Regions from separate parts of the Homo sapiens genome. Here region 2 is linked to region 1. A link is a loop called in an ENCODE intact Hi-C map of the cell type or tissue named here. Cell type or tissue: left ventricle myocardium inferior. All regions are shown on one strand.

What was found. Peaks named below come from ENCODE experiments on the same cell type or tissue, not always from the same donor. Only the 100,000 strongest peaks of a DNase experiment are listed, where the experiment ranks them.
Region 2: it touches region 1 in a loop (5-fold over the local background); 1 of 110 quality-filtered maps calls a loop at or near these places.

Annotation. Positions count from the first base shown.
Region 1 is chr3:16,671,181-16,673,680 of GRCh38, forward strand. No RefSeq gene overlaps it. Among named protein-coding and RNA genes, the nearest start is that of PLCL2UT, 52 kb to the right of the region's middle. RefSeq lists an enhancer at 1-906. In left ventricle myocardium inferior, no CTCF peak of the experiment used is centred here; no DNase peak of the experiment used is centred here.
Region 2 is chr3:16,831,425-16,833,924 of GRCh38, forward strand. No RefSeq gene overlaps it. Among named protein-coding and RNA genes, the nearest start is that of PLCL2, 52 kb to the right of the region's middle. In left ventricle myocardium inferior, no CTCF peak of the experiment used is centred here; no DNase peak of the experiment used is centred here; H3K27ac peaks cover 526 bases.

The DNA.
Region 1 (2,500 bases):
CAAACCAACAGGACAATTTGCTGAGGCCTGGAAGCACCTCCTCCAGAGAATCCCTGATTGCCCACAATTTGGTCAAGACCTAAAGTTTATTTTGCTGTATAATTTCCTTTTTTTTGGAGTTTACTTGCTTCCAACACAAGGAAGGCAAGTTTTTCCTGCTTCCATGACAATGGCAAGCAGGTTACTCCTTTATGGAGTTTGAGCTTGCTTCCAACAGGGAAGATGAATATTTTTTTTTCCTGCATCTAGAATGGTAGAGAACAGTCTTCAGCCTGAGATCCATCCCTAGGTAAGTAAATGAATTGGGGTTTGCCTCGGACAAAGTTAAGATTAACAACCATCTGGTCTTAATTTCTCATTACCATTAGAGTGCTCAGTAATTGTATAAATTGTGCAATCCTTTGTTTTTTCACTTAACTGTTTTTGTTGTCGTTCTTTGTTTCTGTTTTTGTTGTTGTTTCTTTGTTTCTGCTTTTGTTGTTGTTTCATCTTTTTCCAATTGAGTTTGACCAGCTCTATCCAACTTGATCAAATCTGAAGCAAAGTTCCAAATCATGGGGAACAAAGCTTCTGAAGTGGCTGAATTCCACACACACAAAAAGGTGGTATGGTTGGGGGAAAAAATGGCCAGCAAAAAGAAAAAGAAAAAGGAAAGATTTTTAATTTTGACTACTTAAGGTGCTTTATTTACATAACAAGGCCACCTTTGTGCTAGCCAGGCCAAACTGAAAAAACAACGGCTATTGCCCCATGCTGCAGTTCCCTTGCTAAGCATTCTGCCTTTTTTTTTTTTTTTTCCCACCATGACAGCCTGGGTTTGGTTCCTAAATCAAGCCCTTTCTGGTTTGATACTTGGTACTTCTGAAATAGCAGCAATTTGCCCTAGCTGAAATATGGTAATGAGATTTTAAATGATCTTTTTAAAGGAGCTCAATGGTTAAAAGTCAGCTTAATTAAAAGCTGACATCCAAGACGCATGTGCATATGTGTACATGTGTGTGTTGGTATTTAAAAGGCCTTCATGTTGTTGTTTGTTTTTTCTCTCCTCGGACTTTGTCTATTTTTTGAGCAAAAGTTTTTTTCTCCTCCGTTGACTGAATTCTGTTTTCTTCATTTATTTCTGCTGTCTCTCCTTTCTCTTGCACCTTCTGTTGCATGAGGGACCTAAAATAGCTTATAATAGCTGGGGTTCCTTAAAGAAAATGGAGAAGGTGCCAGACTCCCTTTTGGGGAGAAATCTCTATTTCTCCTTATGGAATCCTAAGAGTGTAAATAGACAAGTTTGTCTCAGCTCTTAAACTGCTTGGCTTTTGTATTGTGTTACCTGATTTTTGACTAAAATAGTTATTGCAACAGAGGCTTTTCTTGGGTTTTTAAGGAAGAGTGTAGTTTAGACACTTAGAAATGCCTTTGCTTTTAAAAAAATTTTTTTTAAGTGTGCTGTAAAAACAACACATGCCTCATAATAATTCTCCCCTTGGGAAACCCAGGATTCAGTATGGGCTCTGCCCAGAGCTCAGAGATCCATTTAAAAGAAAGGTAGTCCCTATCTAAATAAAATTGGTCTCCTTATACAGTCCTACAATAGATTTCCATAACTTTATGTTTGATTTGGCATCCATCTTTAGTATCCCTCTAGCACACCAGACTTTTTCTCTCCATACCTTATAATGTAAATTTTGCTATTTGATTTTCACCTGAGTTGTTTCCTTTAATCTGCAAATGTAAGGCTATTTAGCTGACAACTGCCCAGGATTGTGAAACAGGTTATCAAGAATCTGAAAGTCCAAGATAGGAAAAAAAAGAAAAGGTTTCTATGTATCTATAAGATGTACTTCTATTGGCATGCCTAATATGTCTATATATTTATGTGTTGTCTACACAGTGTTTTAGTACTGAAAATATATATTAAAAAAACTCTAATTAATTGGCTTAAAGAAAAATAAAAGTACTTAAATCAAATACTTTATCAGAAAAGGAAAGACTAGTCAAATGCTTTTTCAAGTTTACATGACTTAAGTAAAATCTTTATAAATAAGCTAGCTTTAAAATGATTGGTAAAGTAACATCAAAAATGTCTTAAGAATTGCCAGCACACATTTTTGTTTGCATATATTGATCAAGCAATTTCATACTCATCTCTGCCAAATACTATACGGGTCAAAATTTGGCATAGGTGTTATAAAACTATAAACCCACCCCAAAACAGAATGATCTTTGCTTGTGTAATCTTTAATAAATAAGACATTGGCATTGGTTTAATACAAATAGCTACATCTTGAATTTAGTAAGATTACCATAACTTCTAATCTTGTGGTTTTAGACAGTCTAGTCCACAGGCAATGAGGTTTGTTTTGGGAAAGGACTTTTATCATCTTTATTTCAAAGCTAAACTATCAACTAATTTCCTCCCAAAGTTAGTTTGGCTGTTGTCCAGGAATGAACAAGGACAGCTTGGAGGTTAAAAACAAGATGGAGCCAATTAGGTCAAAATTTTTTC
Region 2 (2,500 bases), 160 kb after region 1:
AGATATAGTGTAGATTAGTGGTAGCTTAGGCCTGAGCTTAAGGCTGGAGTGAATTTGAGAGTAATAGCTATAGGGGACAGGGTTTCTTTCTGAGGGGACAAAAATGTTCTATAATTGATTGTGGTGATGTGTGCACAACTGTGAATATACTAAGATACCATTGAACTGTGTGCTTTTAAAATGGGTGACTTTTATAGTAGATGAATTATATAAATATAAAGCTGTTATAAAAAGAGAGAGAGAGAAAAAAAAGGAAGAAAGAAAGAAAAAAGAGGGAGGGAGGGAGGGAGGGAGAAAGGGAGGAAACATGTCAGGATCAGAATTTGCAGGAAGTACCAGCAGCTTGAAAGAAGAAACAAAGGGGGTGACAAGGGTAGAGAAGAGGGGACTCTTTCAAAGGGGGAATATGCATCTTAAAGGCCTCTTTAATAGGGTGATGTGTATGTCAGTTGAGACTTTCAGGAAGGGAAGAAATGAACCATATGGATATCTGGAGAAAAAGAGTTCTGGGCAGAGCAAAGGCCCCTTGGCAAGCATGTGAGTGGTGCATTTGAAGAGCAGCATGGAGATGTAGGTGGCAGAGGCAGAATGAGTGAGCGAGGCAGGGAGCATGATGTCTAAGGAGCAGGCGGGGGCCGGATAATGTGGGGCTGGCAGAGCCCCATTGGGATGACTTCAGATTTTTACTGAGTAAAATGGAGAGTAATTGCAGGGGTTTGAGCAGATAACATGCCCCGATTTCCCATTTACAAAGACCAAAATATACTGCAGTGTGGCAAATAGGCTGTGAGGGATGGAGTGTGAGGGAAGTGGTAAAGCCAGGGAGGATGCCATTGGCACAGTTCAGGTGAGATGGCTTTCTGTCTCTATGCTGTGCTTTAGTTTCTCTCTTATAATTAAGGAGACAATAGAAATAGAAATTTAGTAGAAACAGAACCTACAGTCTGAAAATAGCACACACCACTTAAAAGCAAAATTTCCTGGAAAAGTGTGGACAAATGGCCATCATCCACAGTGCATAAAAATGTTTGCTTCCAATTTAACACTCTGCATGATGTTAATTAATGGCATAAGTACGTGTTTGATGTCTTTCTCCCACGTTAGGCTGAAAGCTTCACAATGGTCTGAACCATGTCCATTGTGTTCTGGAACATTGTGCTAAATCCCTGGTGTCTAGAACAGGGTCTGACACAAAATACATCCTCAAAAAAACCCAAAACAAAACTCATTGAATGAATCAATTAACGAGCCGTTGTCAATCATCTTGTCCCTAGTTATTTCAATGTGTGCTGAAGGCAGTAGGTGACCACCAAGCATCTGTGTCCTCCTCTATATTTCCCAGCCTTCCTTGCAGTTAGCTATGGCCATGTGACTGTTGCTGGCCAGCAAAAAGTGAACAGAAACAAGTACTAAGATGGTAGCTGGAGTGTATTCTGCATCATTCGATTCTCTTGTGAGATGGTCTTGCAGGCTACAGATTCTAGATGGCAGAGCCTACAAGATGGAGTAGGACAACCTGACCTATGTAAGATTTAACAAGAGTTAGAAACAAATGTTTTTTCAGTTTGGCCAATGAGATTTTTCTTTTGTGGCAGTAAATACTATTGCTTTAACATATTATGTTTTTTCCCCCCATTTTCCGAGTACAAGCCTTTGTAGTATACTCCAAACTGCTGGATTATTTTGGATAATGACAGTTGGAAATTGCCTGCTGCTTCTCAAGTTTAATTTTCCTTTCCACTGTCTCCTTCTTACAGGGCAAGACGTTAATGCTTTTCAAATATTCTCATCACATTTGAAATCACGACAGTAGCAGAGTGGCATATTTCATAATTTCTATAAGGCACTCAGTGTAGTTGGACCCAAGGCCCTGGTGATAATAATGGAAGCAACCTAGTCCAGTTCTAAAAAATAGGGCTGGACATCCTCTCATAATTTTTCCAACAATTGGAGGTGAAAGTGTGAAGTCTTCATTCAGCTGGGAAAGGGGTTGGCAGATGTTTGGAAGAGATGAGCATTGGCTGAGCTCCATTGTAAATGTTCTCGACTTGATTTGTTCACTTCATCTCTTTATTCTGCCCACTCAACTCCATTCTCAATTTCTTGTTACCCAGAAAGTAGTCTGTGGGATCTAGTTATTAGGATAACTAATGTTTTATGTTTTATTTTTAACACTAAGCCAGCAAATCCACTATTTTTACCTATTATATCTGGAATAAAAGAACACAATTATAAGTTCAATAAAAATAGTTTATTTTAGTAAGAGAAGGAACATGCAGACAGGATAGAATTCACCCCCAAGAGTATTTAGAGTTCTACGTCAATCTTTTCATCTACTATTTACCCTGTACTGACCCAAGTACCATATACAGCTTTTCAATAGTAATTGCAATTAACATTTGTTAAAACTTGCATACCTCCTCCTCTGCACAGAGCAATTCACTCAAATAGTTCCTAAGGGACAAGTGGTTCCTGGAATCAGCTGAAAGTGGAAGTAGTG